2 separate regions of the Homo sapiens genome follow, and region 1 is linked to region 2. Evidence: chromatin loops called from intact Hi-C (ENCODE). Cell type or tissue: K562. All regions are shown on one strand. Each heading gives the region's core, and the rest is flanking DNA. Links, peaks and the distances in the headings are about the cores only. Region 1 overlaps SLC25A13 (solute carrier family 25 member 13). Region 2 overlaps DYNC1I1 (dynein cytoplasmic 1 intermediate chain 1).

Region 1 (8,344 bases), core at 70-8,069, 310 kb after region 2:
TTCGTAAATAGTGGATTTTTGACCCAATGAACTGGAACAGTTTCTGGACAGTCTCTAGGATCTCTGAAAAGATACTCAGTACCCAGGCATGCCACAATTCTTATCAACATAGAGACTATTTACTTTCAAAACTCATACTGTTCTTATTCGAAATTCTTACTCTCTATTTGGGATGTAAGCATGTATAAGAGAATATACTCAGCCCCCTCTTTACCTCTCATAAAATAAAATCAAATCTACTGCAGGGCAATATTTTTCTTTCATCAAAATGACACATTATTTTTGTGAAACACCAAAATCAGAACCAATATTAATGAAGAACTTTCCCCAAGTAACGTTTCTTCTGATTCTTCACCACCTTCTCCCTCAGCTATCTTTTCGAATATTTCATTTTCGAAGTGTCTTTACAAAGACAGTAACAAATGACCTTCCTTTCCAGCAAGCTTAAAAATGATGGGTAAAGTCTGCCTTCTTCCAATCCAATACCAGCATTCCTCTAGCTTTATATATTTAATATTAAATTTGAGTGCTTAACTTCGAAACTTCTCATTTCCATACTTTTAACTCCCATCATTTTCTGCAACCTGAATCGAAGTGACTGAGTGGGTGTTTCCACACATTTCCTAATGTCATCTAGCCTACCCATTTTCCCAAAGCACACCAATTTCATCATAGCAGGTGTTCCTGGACACAATCTAAGTTGAACTCAGAAAGGGTCCCTCCAAACAATTACATCCACATCAGAGAATTAACTAACTGAGGACTCGCTTAGAATTAAGAATTAACTAGCTTAGAAATCGCCCCGGTTCTGTGGGTTTTGTTTAGTGGGAGAGACACAAGAGAAAAGTTGGTGCAAATATAATAAGTTTGCTAAACTACAATTTAAACAAAGTTAAATAGATTTATTTTTTCCGCAGGACTTCTCAGAGCCTTAATAAATTAAAAGTTCCAGGCTTTATGATTCTCTCTTAGGAGAGCCCTTTTCCACATGCCACTTATTAACATAAACAAGAAACGCTTCTCTATAGTTACTAAACTTACAATATATTTCAATAGTGAAGATTAAAGGACAAAAGGTCACTGTAGTTTCCAATAAAGGGCAAAACTGGACCAGTTTCTTTCAGACTCCATGCTAACTGGCAGAGCTGCAGTGGCGAGCCAGCCCAGGCCTCCCAGTGTGGCACAGGGTGTAGACTAGTTTCTTCCATTTTGGTCTTCATGAGAATCAGAACCAATTCCCTTTCAGAGGTCTCACTAGCCAGCCAACCAAACAGTTCTTTCTGTATTTTATTTTGTTTATTTATTTTTGAGACAGAATATTGCTCTGTCACCAGGCTGGAGTGTGGTGGCACGATCTCGGCTCACTGCAACCTCCACCTCCTGGGTTCAAGTTATTCTCCTGCCTCAGCCTCCTGAGTAGCTGGGACTACAGGCACATGCCACCATGCCCAGCTAATTTTTGTATTTTTAGTAGCGACGGGGTTTCACCGTGTTGGCCAGGATGGTCTCGATCTCTTGACCTTGTGATCCGCCCGCCTCAGCCTCCCAAAGTGCTGGGATTACAGGTGTGAGCCACTGCGCCCGGCTCTTTTTGTATTTTTAATAATTCGTTAGTTACTCTACATTTACTTCAGTTACAGAAAAATGTATTTTCCAATCTGTCTCTTGTATTATATATAGGTTGTCTGATACATTTTGTTTCTTCATATATCCAAAACCAAAAGGCATCCAAAAACTGATTATCATTACATTTTGAAGTCATACATAAACTATTCTACAATCAATGTCTTTAACAGCAATGCTGGAAAAGTGTTAAATAAGATATATGTCTACTAGTTCAACTGCCCCTCTATAAAAAGCAGCTTTTATCTTTAAAGGGCAGCTCACTGACCTCTGTGAGATTTGCTAAAACCTACACAATTTTTCCCCAGGAAAAAAAAAAAGCTCATTTAGACGAAATATTACAAACAACCATAGCCATTCACAGACTCCCTGATACTTATCCAGGCAAAGAGTTGAGAACCCTTGACTTTAAAGTTTAATTAAAAACTGCAGAACATAAACATGCACACACCATCATTACCACCAACACTTGTAATGAAATTGGGTTACATTCAGGTATTAAGGATAACTTTAAAATTGCACGTAAAACATATTTCATGAAATCTTGTTCAGTGTACTGAAAAATAAATTTAAAAAGTCAAAGGAAGAGAGAAACATGTAATAGCATAATGCAAGAAAACATTTGGGAGTTTAACCTAAGAAACTGGTATTGTATAGATCATACTTTGAATTTTCAGGGGGTCTACTTGTGACTTTCCTCAGATAAAAGCAGGTATTCAAGCTCTCGGCTAGGCACGGTGGCTCACGCCTGTAATCCTAGTACTTTGGGAGGCCGAGGCGGGTGGATTGCCTCAGCTCAGGAGTTCCAGACCAGCCTGGGCAACAACGGTGAAACCCCATCTCTACTAAAATACAAAAATTAGCTGGGCGTGGCGATGTGCGCCTGTAGTCCCGGCTACCCGGGAGGCTGAGGCAGGAGAATTGCTTGAACCCGGGAAGCAGAGCTTGCAGTGAGCCGAGATTGTGCCACTGCACTCCAGCCGGGGCAACAGAGCGAGACTCCATCTCTGAAAAAAAAAAAAAAAAAAAAAAAAAAGTAGTATTCAATCTCTCTGCTACTGTGGAGCTAGGCTATTAATGTGGTACAACAACTTAAGAAATATCAGTAAGTAGGAATAGGTAATGTCTTAAATTAGCATTATAAGATACATCACTGGTATATATGCCAAATAGTTCAGATCGACAGTTTCATTAAACACACCCACACATCCACACAGGTACTCTTTCTTAAAACCCACAATGGAAATGTTTTGCACCCCCCGCAACATTAAATAAGAAATACAGTAACAGGAAAGTGTCTGAGAAACTATCACTCACAACATGTCTGTACCAACCTGCTCACACACCAGGTAAGTCCTTCCAAACCCTGACTTTCAGCTCTTCCACTCACAAAGTGGGGTGACTATACGCTGGCTTCACATAGATACTGTGAAGCCTAAATAATGATCACTGGCATGGTACCCCTGGCTTTGCCCCACTCTAGTCAACTCAGCAAAAATCATCTCTTCCAAGCATCATTCTGATCCTATCCCTGTCCTCCAAAGACCTTGTAGTGACTCCTAATTGCTTCTCATATGAAATAATTACTCTTGCTTAAGGGCCCGGCCCTGTCGTTGGTGCCCTGACAACCACCCTCCCAAGTACTCAGGTCTCTTAAGCTGCACCCCTCAATCAAGGGCCTCCTCTACTATGGTTCCCCTCTATCCTCAACCTGGACACAGACCATCTCCTCACCCTTCCCTATCGTCCTGTGATTCTCCCCTTCAGTCAGAATTCTGTTCATATCAAAAGATAAAGCTTTTCTGGGTAAAACTCACATCGTGTGCATCTCAACAAGTTATCCAGATAGCTGGAACCAAGGCAACTTTCTATGTACACTGGTAACTCTAAGCCAGGTACGTTCTCTTCCTTATTACTTTCCACCATAGTGAAAAAAAATCGTAACTAATGCATTTGCCTATTGTTCTTTACTTCATGAAAAATATTAAATCCTTCTAATGTCTGATACAGACTGAGACCACAATGGGCTAACTGACACCTATCTGGATTACAGTGGGCTTGCTCCAAAAGCATGAGTATCAACACCAGAGGGAGGCAGTGTGGCACAGTGAAGAACAGTCAGCCAGGATCAGGCTGCTCTCCCAGCTCCATCACAGGCAACACTATGACTGTGGCCACTTACTCAACTTCCCCATGTCTATTTCCTCTACAGAAAATGAGAATTATAATAGTATAGACCTTCTAGGCTACAATAATTAAATAATAAATTATACCAAAAATACTTAGCCCAGAGGTTGGCATGTATTTTAAAATAAAAATGATGGTTACCTTACTTCTCTCATGAGATTATGTAAAACCACATATCTTGGGAACAGAACAAGACCAGTAGCTACCACCTGGTTCTTCTTCCTTTCCTTTGGCCCCCTTCCTCTCACCCATGGCCAATCGGGAGCCAAGTCATACAGATTAGCTCTCAGGAACAGCCCAGTGTGCAGTGGCTCATGCCTGTAATCCTAGCATCTTGGGAAGCCAAGGCGGGAGGATTGCTTGAGCCTAGGAGTTTGAGATTAGTCTGGGCAACATAGTTAAACTCACCTTTACGAAAATAAAAATAAAGTTAGCTGGACATGGTAGCGCCACCTGTAGTCCCAGCTACTCAGGACGCTAAGGTGGAAGGATCACTTGAGTCAGGCATGTTGAGGCTGCAGTGAACCCAGATCACTCCAGCCTGGGTGACAGACCTTGTTTCAAAAGAAAAAAAAAAAAGAAAGAAACCAAGAAAGAAAAAAAAAAGGAATGGCCCAGGTGGGGTCCCGAGATATGACTCCAGTCCAGGCCTCTGTTATTCCCAGCCTCCACTGTTTGTGGCACTTCCAAAGTGGCCATCACTTCCAGACCCCCACAGCTCCAACCCTTCATGGAATACAAAGCCCATATCATGCCAGTTCAGTATTAATGCATCTTTGGTCACTCCTCTAGATCTGCTCAGATAGCTTCCATGCTTTCTACCCACTTAGCCTGCTTTACATACAAACAGGATATTCTGACATCATATTTTTTGTATTTGTTTATAGTCTCTCTCCCTAAAACGTTCCTCAAATGTATCAAACAGACTCCGCGCTTAGAACCCGGGAAATGGCTATTATTTTCTGCCTGCGACAGTCTCCCCTCCTCCATCCCCATATCTACACGACCAATTACCTCACCTCTTTCAAAAAATGAAAATAAAATCTTTTTTTTTTGGTGGAAAAAAACACTTAACATGAGATCTACCCTTAATAGATTTTTAAGTGTACAAAATAATATCGTTAACTATCAGCACAATGTTGTGCAGGAGATTTCTAGAACTTACTCATCTTGCTTAACCAAAACTTTATGCCGGCTGATTAGTAAATCCCCATTCCCCCTCCTCACAGCCCCTGGTAGCCACCACTCTTTGATTCTATGAATCTGCCTATTTCAGGTGTCTCATATAAGTAGAATCATGTAATATTTGTCTTCTGTGGCTGGCTTATTTCACTCGTAGTGTCCTCAAGGTTCATTCATGTTGTCATGTATGGCAGGACTTTATGGCTGAATAATATTCTATGTATATAAATTTTCTTTACCCATTCAGCTGTGGATGGGCATTTAGGTCATTTCCACATTTGGCTGTTGCGAACAGTGCTGCGATGAACATGAGAGTTCTGATACCTCTTTGAGATCCTGATTTTTGGATAAATATCCAGAAGTGAGATTGGTGGATCATATGGTACTTCTATTTGTAAATTTTTGTCAGAATCTCCATAACTATTTTCCACAGGGACTGCACCAACACATTTACTATCTTACCCTTATAGAAAATGTTTGCCACCCGTGATCTAGTATAAAAAATAACACCATAAAAAAGAAAAGAAAGAAAAAGAAAACTATGTTGACATTCGAAACACTAAGTTTAAAGAGAAAAGACCTTAAATTTCAAAAACAAATTTGTGTAAATGTCTCCTCACATAATAGCACAGATTTATAATTAATATAATGACAGCTTATTCCCTTATTTATTATTTCTCTGCTTTGGTTACAAATGACTAGGCAATTAATATCATTTTTTCTTTCCTCTTCTTACCCTGCTTGTCTTCCACCATGATTTACTCCCTTTGAATACCCCTCCCATCCACTATGGTAACCAAAATTTGACAGTATTGGTAACATTCCAACTCACATAATTCTGAAGTTTCTTTAAATGTATTATATTCAATATGTAGTAAAATATATCTATTGAAATATTTATGAACTTTTAAGAAGGTAATACTTATTTGTTATCTCAAATATAAAATTCAGCTCACGTTTCTACTACCTTCCTTCTGAGGTACTTAGCACTGATTCATCCTTGGCAGTAGTCCTATCTGCAAAATTGTACACATGCACCAGCATCTTTAGATAACAAATAACATAGATGTGTTCCTTTCTCTTTCAAAATTTGTAGTGTTCATCAACTCAAAATTTCCAGAGTAGTGAGATATAGACAGACTAACACTTGTTATTAAATAAACTTTTATTTAAAAACTTTAAAAATTCTTAAAGGAATAAAACATTTATTTATACATATACATATAGATATTATACATATTCAAGGCAATAGCATGTGAAATCCCAGCAGGATGTTTGTGGAAATTAATGACTTACTCTAAAATTGTTTTGATAGTGAATAGGGCCAAGAATAGCCGAGATAATCTTAAAGAATAAAGTTGAAAACCTAACCAGATATGACTTATAAAGCTGTAGTAATTAAGATAGTATAGTATTAGCGGAGAATATACAATAATGTAAAAAGAATGGAGCATTCAGATACAGTCCCATACTGGATTTATGATAGTAGTACCACTGCAGTGCAATAAAGAAAAGAACCATCTTTTTAATAAATGGTGCCAGGCAATCGACATATCCTTGGGGAAGAGGGCCAGGGAAGAATCTTGACCTTTACCTTTAGTACCATGCAAAAATATAACAAATTCTAGAAAGATTAAAATGTAAATCTGAAAGGAAAGCAAACTTCTGGAAGATAACATAGGAGAATATCTTCCTGACCCGGAGGAAAACAAAGAATTTTTTTTTTCTGTTTTGAGCCAGAGTTTCGCTCTTGTCACCCAGGCTGGAGTGCAATGGCATGATGTCGGCTCACTGTAACCTTTGCCTCCTGGGTTCAAGCGATTCTCCTGCCTCAGCCTCCTGAGTAGCTGGGATTACAGGTGCTGCCACCACACCCAGCTCATTTTTGTATTTTTACTAAAGACAGGGTTTCACTGTGTTGGACAGGCTGGTTTCAAACTCCTGACCTCAGGTGATCCACCCGCCTTGGCCTCCCAAAGTGCTGGGATTACAGGTGGGAATCACTGTGCCTGGCCTAGATTTTTTAAACAGGACACAAAAAGAGCTATCCACAAAAGAAAATGCTGATAATTTGTACTACATTAAAATTAGAAACTTATGTTCCTCAAGACTCAAATGAGTTACAGTGCAAGTCACAGAGTAAAGAATCTGTGAAACATATAACCCTCAGAGGTCTTGTATCCAGAAAATACGCACATGACTGAAGAAGATAGCCAAATGGCCAATAAATATGGAAAAATGTCATATAACCCATTAGGAATCAGGGAAATAAATGCTCATTGAAGCCACACAGTGAGATATCACTAAAATAAAAATGGCTGATACCAACTGGCAAAGATCTAAAATAAAACCATCATGCAATGATGGCATGAGTGTTAACTGGTACCACTGAGAGGTGACAATGTGCTGGCAGTCCTCGCTCGCTCTAGGCGCCTCCTCGGCCTCGGCGCCCACTCTGGCCACACTTGAGGAGCCCTTCAGCCTGCCACTGCACTGTGGGAGCCCCTCTCTGGGCCGAGGCCAGAGCCAGCTCCCTCTGCTTGCAGGGAGGTGTGGAGATAGACCGTGTGGGCAGGAACCGTGGCTGCCCACAGTGCTCGTGGGCCAGCGTGAGTTCTGGGTGGGCGTGGGCTCCGCGGGCCCTGCACTCGGAGTGGATGGCCAGCACCGCCAGCCCTGGGCACTGAGGGGCTTAGCACCTATGCCAGCAGCTGTGGAGGGTGTGCTGGGTCCCCCAGCACTCCTGGCCCACCCACGCTGCACTCGAATTCTCACCGGGCCTCAGCTGACTCCCGGCGGGGCAGGGCTGTCAGGAGCTGGAGCCCGCCATGCCCAAGTCCCCCCAACCCCGTGGGCTCCCATGCAGCCTGAGCCTCCCCAACGGGTGCCGCCCCCTGCTCCGCAGCGCCCAGGTCCCACCGACCACCCAAGGGCTGAGGAGTGCAGGCGCATGGCGTGGGACTGATGGGCAGCTCCGCCCGCAGCCCCAGTGCGGGATCTACTAGGTGAAGCCAGCTGGGCTCCTGAGTCGGGTGGGGACTCGGAGAACTTTTATGTCTAGCAGGAGGATTGTATATGCTCCAATCAGCACTCTGTATCTAGCTAATCTGATGGGCACTTGGAGAACTTTTATGTCTAGCTAGAGGATTGTAAATGCACCAATCAGCACTCTGTGTCTAGCTCAGGGATTGTAAATGCACCAATCAGCACTCTGTCAAAATGGACCAATCAGCTCTCTGTAAAACAGACCAATCAGCTCTCTGTAAAATGGACCAATCAGCAGGATGTGGGTGGGGCAGATAAGGGAATAAAAGCAGGCTGCCCGAACCAGCAGTGGCAACCTGCTCTGGTC
Region 2 (8,344 bases), core at 88-8,087:
TGCCATGGATGGGACCCTGTTGGAGGTAATTGAATCACGGGGGCAGGTTTTCCCATGCTGTTCTCGTGATAGTGAATAAGTCTCACAAGAACTGATGGTTTTATAAAGGGCAGTTCCCCTGTATGCACTCTCTTGCCTGCTGCCACATAAGACATGCCTTTGCTCTTCCTTTGCCTTCTTCCATGATTATGAGGCCTCCTAGCCAAGTGGAACTGTGAGTCCATTAAACCTCTTACCTAGTCTCAGGTATATCTTTATTAACAGCATGAGAAAGGACTAATACACATGGGTAACACATAGAATTAGGGAAATGGCATCCTTGCCAGTCTTTTGGATTATGAGTCTGATTTTTAGTCTCTATTCACTAATAATGCTATGGGTTTAATAATTCAGTTGTCTGTAGTTGTGCTTCCTAATCTTTTTGCATTAATATCAGAGTATTTGCATGGAACACTGGGATAAATGAAGGAGGTAGCCCCATCCTCATCCCAGGGCTGAGGATATCAGTTGCTTACAACACACTTGTGACCCCTTAGTGGCACACCAGGTGAGAAGCTCTGATCTTGGGCAGAATTGTGCATTTGATCTGTTTGCAAGCCTTTTAGCTTTGACCTGTTTCATGGCCAGAGCTATACATTCACCCAGGCAGGGACTGGGTTGATAGGTTTATTGGAAGTACCAGGCAAGAAGGCCTGAATGGGGCACCAGACCTGTTACTCCTGGAAAAACAATTCAAAGCACATTTCATCTATGACATCATGAATCATATTACTATTTTCATTTTCTTTACTCACTAGGAAGCTTTAAGCCACTTCCAGTAGCTGAATAGGATGGGGCTGCTTTCTTGTCCATGGCTCTAATATTTCCCCTCATTAGAACATTCCTGATTATTTACTGTATCCTTTTGTATTATGGTTATTTTTATAGGCCACTTGAAATCCTTTCTGCGGGTTGTGGATTATGGAAGAGAGCAAATAATTTAAAAAGAAAGCTCAAAATACACTTCTTACCCATATTGGGTCAGTCATGTCTTTTTTTGATGCAGACAAAATATTTTCACCCTTTAATAAAATTGGTAACTGAATATGGTATTAGTCATAATATGAAATAATGTTCCTTTTTAAATGTGATGATCATCCTGCTTTATTTCCCCATCTGCAAGATGAGAATAATAATTATCCCTTTGAAAATATCATATGGTCAAATTAGTTAATGTTGGACAAGCATTTCAAAATGAAACTACCTAATAATTTATTAGTGGCTCCACTGGTGTGCAATTTGAGAATGAAGTCTGCGTTTGAGGAATTGGCATTTGCATTAATTCATGTTTTCCCTTAAATTCATTACAGAGGTCTAGTCTGAATTCTCCCGGCTGGGTGCCAGCTGTGCCCATCTGTGGCACATGGTCTCGTGGCCTTTTCCTCCAGAAGTCTTGTTTGAGTAATCAGAAGTCATGTCCTAAAAGGGAAACTGAGCAAATGAAATTGCTCATGTACTTCTCTTAAATGGAATCACTTGTTTGCTTTTTAATTAAGATGAGACTTTTGATTAAAGCAAAAATCTGGTGGCATTTTATTTTCTACTCTGTGCCCCTCGAGATCCATTGCTTGACCCTGAAATGAATGATCTCAGTTATATCTTAAATGACATAGTGAATTAACTGTATTTCATGTGCCAGCATTTCCTTCATGTTACTTAGATAATTAAGTTCTTCCTAATTCAGAAAGCGTGACATTTTTGTATGGTCACAAAGACAGCCAAGGAGGACAAACACATAATAACGAACTATAGTAATAGCTATCATTCATTGAGCACTTTTGTTCCAGAAGCTTTGTGCATTATTATCTCCAGTACAACCCTGAAAAGTATTTACAGATCAGGAGCCTGAGATCAGAAAGATTTGACTAACACGAACAAAGTCACATAGCTAAAGAGATGGGTTGCTGGGATTTGAACTTACATCTATCTCCAGAGCTTTGATTTTTCTGTTTAATTTGTATTTTATAAACCCAAATCATTGAAGCATATTTATGTTTTATTTCTATACACTTCAGGTAAAGCTATTTTTTTAAACAATTTATTGAATACCAAGAAGAGTTATGTCCTGATGGAGTGGGGTCAGATTAAATGATTCTCCTGTTCACTTGGAGCTATAAAACTATATAAATCTATATGTGTGAGAAACTCTCACTGTATTTAATGTGTTTTTTTCAGTGCTACTGTCTACAGGACTCTGGCAAATTGCTGTCAAATAAAAGTCATAAATTCACAGAATGCAATTCCTCGTTGTCAATGAAATGAAATGAGAAAATTTCTCTTTTCACTCAAATGGGCTATACATTTATACGATCTAAATTCCCATATTAACAAAAAAAATTTTAGTTGTTTGCTTTCCAGTTAGGTTAGGATATTTCTTCTGTTTAAGTTGGGATGTGCCAATAAATAGGGTTTCCCATTGCAGCTCACAGGCAGAGAAAGTGAAACTGCGCTTGGTAGTCTTTTCATCCGTATCTGTTCAACAACAACAAAGTGATCTCCCCAACCTGAAAAGAGATTGATTTGCCTTCAAGTAAATACCTAGTTATCAGTACTCTTAGAATCTGTTGACTTTTGAAGCTTTGAGATTTGATTTTTCTCTAAGAATATATGCCCAGCACTATACCATTCTGTCTGAACTGCTTAACAAAGAACATCTAGAAGTCATACTGGTGCCCATATTTAAAATATTTATTTAAAAGAAACTAGCCACAGATGGAAATATTTCTAACTAAAAATTATCTTTCTCAAGTATAAAAACATTTCTCAAAATGAAATATTTCCCATATAAAGTCACTTCATTGTGGGCTTAGAGAACTTTATTTTCCATTGCCAATAAAAGCCTTTGATTGGCGAGCTTTTCTTCGCCTTAAATTTGAAACTGGAGTATGTAAGCAGAGTGTGGATCTGAGTGGAAAAACTGGCCTAAATTATGTGAGTTTCAGAAATATCACTCCATGTTTATTTGAACAGTTTCCTCTAAAGGGGAAAATTTTGTTTAATATTTGAATATGTTTATTTATAAAAACGATAGAATAATCAGTAGACATTTGTGTTCTATTAGATCTGAGTTGTTCTCCATTTTCTTTTTGTGTTTTCCATATAAGGGCCGAATTTTCATATATCTTATGACAGAGTACTTACCTGACCATTGAGAAATAGCTACGATTTCACATCTGACCTTTATTATGTGACCATTCATTGTTTTTTTGACATACGCAGCCTTCCCTCGGACATTTCCCTGTCTCTTAAACCCAGTTTTGCCGCTTTGTCCTGTCTTGGATTCCGCACGCTGCACAAAAAATGGCCAGTAGAGGGCGCTGCTGGCTTACTTTTTAGAAAACTGCTCACAGCCTGATTTCAGCACTTTCAAAAACATGGAAATTATCTTAATTCAGTCAAAGCAATCAGAACGAGAAAACTGTCTTAAATTCATCAAAGTTGTTTCTTTGTGTCTTTTTCTATTTCGTTTCCCCAAAGGCATCAATAAAACCAGGCAATTAGTGTTTCTTCCCTTTTCTGCGGAGCCCTTAGCTGACCCACAGTAAGGATGAGTATGGTAGTTGAGGGCAACCGGGTGTGATTATCTAATTTTTCCATCAGCTTGAGGTTCTTATGTGAAAGTTGTATTCATGGAGAGCCAAAAGAAGGGGAAAATAAAAGCCTGTTTACACTTTCACTTTCCAACCGGCCTTGCCAGTTATCCCCTGACCTGGTGCAATGACGAGAAAATATCTGTGCGACCTTGGCCTCTGGATTGTGGACTGGGGACGGGGTGTCCGTGGCTTCGGTAGCGAGAAGCGGGTGGGAGGGGCATGATTTTATAGACTCAAAAGCTTTCTCTCCTTTCAGGCAGGCAGTGCTGAGAGGTGATCGGAGGAAGACCTTTTATATCCCTTCCAGCACCTCCATTCTTTGAGATGAACTATTGACAGTCCCTCAATATTTATAAAATATTATAAACTGCTATGTAAATACAGCGTCAAGTCGAACTTTCTAGCCAGAGCTCTCCCGAGTACCCTTCCAAAGAAAATGCTATGCTTAAGCACCTCCTCCTGAGACATTCTGGAACCCCCACCACTTATATAGGTATATTTACAGAACCCCATCCCCAATCCCTTCAGTCATTCAAAAACGGTACAAGTTGCTGAAGACGTTGTGGTGAAATAGAAAGTATCAAAAATACCACGGGAATTGCATTTGCTAGTCATCTTTGTGATGGCGTCAGTTTGTGCCAACAGCATCGTGATAAAGTTCTCAGTGGATCTGAACTTTGCTTCATGTGGTTTTTCTTCACCTTGTGGGCACTGGGCACTCGCCGTCCTTCATAGCTGGTAGGTGCCACTTTTGGCCGGCCCTGTAGCTGGCTGCAGTCGGCTGTCCTTCCACAGGATGAAAAATGTCTTCCATTAGCTAATGGCTGTGTTCTCCGTGAAACATTCTGCCCCTTGGCCTGGGGCTGCAGGAGAGCATCAATCAAGTCTCTTAGATGAGGCCTCAGAGGACCAAGGGAAATTTGTATAATCCTGAACTGTAAACATGAGGACCAGTGGTTGAGGTTTTTGGATTTGAACAACATTTAAAAATGTCTATTTGAGTATCTAAAGTAAACCTTTATTTTAAAGAGAAGCTGAGGCTTGCTGGGTGGCCTTCAGGAGGTCAGCTGACCTTTCTGCCTCCGTTTCCCTGTCTTCAAATTGGTGGAGGGAGCAAAAAACCTTACTCTTCTGTTGCACAGGAGAATCCATTTAATCTTGATTGATTACATTAAATAAGGAAGTCAGGCTTTCTTTATGCCACTTCACACCTTATGGGCCACATTATAATTTCCCTGCCTCTCGGTCTAAGTGTCCACTAGTGATCACTGCCTGGTGTGGTTTTTTGTTGGTGTTGTTGTTCCTGTGGGTCTGTAGTTTTCCTTTCAGCCATTTCCTTTCTCTTGTTCTTCTCCTCCCCACTTGCTAACCAAGGAAGAAGGGCTAAGGGGCTCCCCACCCTTCCTGGCGGTGGCAAAACAGCTTCTTGTTCATGAGGGAAATTGTGGAAGCATAGATGTAAAAAGGAGAGAAGTATGTGGGTGTGTCTGTGTGTGCACACATGTGCATGTGTGGGTGTGCATGTGTGTGCCATTTAGCAGTTGCCTTTTTTTGTGATGGTTTGTTGCTGTTGGCACCTGTAAAAGCAGTCAAGCTGAAGAAATTCCTTTGGAAAAAGAAAGAACTAACTTCCTAGAGGTGAATGGAAGGTTGCTGAGGCCTTAAGGCGAAAATTTATAGAGAGCTGAGTTTTCTCTGTTTTCCTTTGCATTGCTTATTTGAAATTCTTCATTGTTAGAACACAGTTTTGTTTACCATGCCCCCCATTATTTTCCCTTAAACAATACCATAAATATTATCATTTGGGGAACAACCTCAATTTCCCAGAATTCATGACTTTTCCATTTTAATAGACAATGTATCAGAACTTAAATCTTGTGAGATCTTCTTAAAAGAGTACTTCTCAACAGTTTTAGGAACTGTTTTTTACTCTAGCCTTTGAGGACAAGATGGGAGGGACACTGAAGAAGTTGTTCCTTTTGTACAGAGTAGGCAACTCAGAAATATTATGGAATGACAGTTGAATGACAACATGCTGATTGTTTGCTCAGTAATAAACTAGAGTTTTGCTGTGTATTTTTATATATTCATATAAGGCTATGCATTCTTGCAAATTAGCAATTAATTCTACTGAAATATCTGAATAATGTTTTCCATAGGTTACACTATCCCCCTCACAAAAATAAAAAAAAACTAGACATAATATTTTGTTGCTGACCCTATGTTACAGACTTAGAGGTTTTTCCAAAGACTAGGAAGAAAGTTATTTCTGGGTTGGCTAGCTAGAAATATGCTATGCTAATTTTATCTCTAAATACCATATGATATCCATTCTATTTTCATAAATATAGATTAATTTCACAAACAGAGTTAATCACGTTTGATGTTTGGTTTCATGTTTCTAAATAATTTAAAAATCAGCTTCTTTTCATGGCCACTTCTAGGTAAATATGTAAAACAAAGTAAAAGAGAAAAAGTTATGACATCATATGAGAAAAGCTGCAACAATTCATAGTTTTAATTAAGAGGACTAGTTGGACTCTGGGCAAACATTTTATTGTCCACCAACTAAGATGTCCTCTCTGTGTGAGCTGTCACATACCAAATCTAAAAATCTGTTTTTGATATTTAAAACAGCTCAAAATCAACATGAAAATTGGCATGCTCTTCTCATATATAATTTGGGGAAAAATATGAAGTGAGAACAGGAAAGATGTATTAACTTCTTAAAAAGTAATCTTTAGGAGCAAACTGAAAGAGTTCCCAGTGGTCAAAGCTGGAACTACTTGAGCAATGAAATGAATAGCGTATTATTGGATTATTCTCAAAAGTAGAAAATACATAGCCAGGAGTCCATAATAAAGTAAACGTAAATGATGTAATAAATAAATATAAAGAGAGAAAATAGACAAATCTCCCATACAGAAGGATCTCAGATAATTTATGTAAATTTTGTATCTTCAAGGAGGTGAAGCATAGCTCCCCACACCTGAAGTGTGGGGTTGTGCATAGCAACTCCTTTCCAAGGAGCACAATATGGAAAGCGGGGGAAGGAGTAATCCTATAGTCGAGGAACTGGACAGACACTGCTTCAGCCAGGCGATCAAAGTCAACATCAACAGCAATGAATCATGTTAGTAGCATGTGCCTTTAGAATGAGATGAGGAGCATGGCACTTTACTTCTGTAGTCTTCCTCCCCCACACCCACAAACCCCGTCTAATCATGAGAAAAACATCACGCAAATTTCACTAACAGAATATCAGAGAAAATACCTGACCTGTTTTCCCAAAAATTCTCAAGGTTATCAAAAACAAGGAATGTCTAGTGGCACCTAAGGAGACATGATGAATAAATGCAATGTGGTACCCTGGATAAGATCCTGGAACAGAAGAAGGACATTAGGTAAAAATTAAGAATTGTAAGTAAAGAATGGATTCTAGAGTGTCCGTATTGGTTGAGACAAATGATGCAGTAACGTATGATGTGAACAATAGGGAAAACTGGGTGAGGGGTCCATCCAAAAGGAGACTGTATTGCCTTCGCAAGTTTTCTTTACACTAAAACTATTGTAAAATTAGAAGTTCATTTAAAAAAATAATTCTTATTATCATATACTGTTCCTACATCTCAGTGTCATTATTTTCCTAAATCTTGGTTGATTTTTAAGAGATGACTTTAAATTAGACAAAAGAAAACAGGTTCTCCAAGATTTGCTATCATACACATTTATTATTGTCATAGGTGCCATTTGCAGCGCTCTGAATACCATGGTTGCCTTTGCTTATAAATAGACTTATAATTTTATCTTACAGAAGGTGTTTATTAAGAATCCAAAGTATGAGAAAGTTCATTCCCCATTTTTAGGATTGTCATGACTATCCTTGGAGGAGGATTCTCTGAGTAACTTAGTAGTAGATGGCCGCTTTCACATTCAGTCAAGAATTGTGTAATTTTCAGTTGATGGTTTAGAAACAATTAAATGGTCTCCCCCTTTCTGTGCACATTGCTATTAATGTTACAGCTATGTTCATAAAACCAAGATTGTTATAGTCTTTATCGACATGACATTGTATTTTCTTGCATTAGTAAATCCAGTACTTTTAAAAGAAAGTTAAATATATTTCCTTTGAGGTGAAAAAACGACTTTTCCATCCAAAAACTGGAACTGTTCATAAGATGTGTAAAATTTACCCTGCATATTGATAAACCTATCAAGATTTTGGGGGCTTCATTGTTTCATGACTATAAAGAGTATGTTATTATGACTATGAAAGTTCAAAAATATTACAGATTCCTAAATATGCCATACATCTAGAGGACAAGGAGACACTTTCTGGGAGAGCCCTTGTGTGAGGCCCAAGCCCCAATTTCAATCCATTATTACCTTTGTATTCATTTCAGACCAAGTCTAGCTCTTTCCACAGTTTCCATCTTAGTGTTCAACTACAGTCTGGGACAGACTTTTCTGCCTACAGAAAGAAACACATGGTCTGGGCTTCATCATCAAAACTCCTTGTGTGATCTTGGGGTCTTTGAGGAGCCAGTGGGTTCTTCAATTGTTCTCTTGTCTGCACACACCCTGGTCACCTTCCAAAATGAAATCCCGGGAGTCAAATGTGCACCACATTTATGAGCGTGTTGACTGACCAGTGACTCATGAGACTATCACACAACTCATGATGAATATGTCGTTTTCCTCTTTAAAATGAC

Evidence for each region. Peaks named below come from ENCODE experiments on the same cell type or tissue, not always from the same donor. Only the 100,000 strongest peaks of a DNase experiment are listed, where the experiment ranks them.
Region 1: a loop joins it to region 2, with 4 times the contacts of the local background. A loop is called at or near these places in 2 of 110 quality-filtered maps.

Annotation. Positions count from the first base shown.
Region 1 is chr7:96,221,157-96,229,500 of GRCh38, forward strand. The region is part of intron 4 of SLC25A13 (solute carrier family 25 member 13); the gene reads right to left. Among named protein-coding and RNA genes, the nearest start is that of MIR591, 5.6 kb to the left of the region's middle. In K562, for the core only: a CTCF peak has its summit at 3,712 (motif pointing right); a DNase peak (open chromatin) is centred at 3,745.
Region 2 is chr7:95,913,420-95,921,763 of GRCh38, forward strand. The region is part of intron 6 of DYNC1I1 (dynein cytoplasmic 1 intermediate chain 1); the gene reads left to right. Among named protein-coding and RNA genes, the nearest start is that of DYNC1I1, 150 kb to the left of the region's middle. In K562, for the core only: a CTCF peak has its summit at 3,346 (motif pointing right); a DNase peak (open chromatin) is centred at 3,322.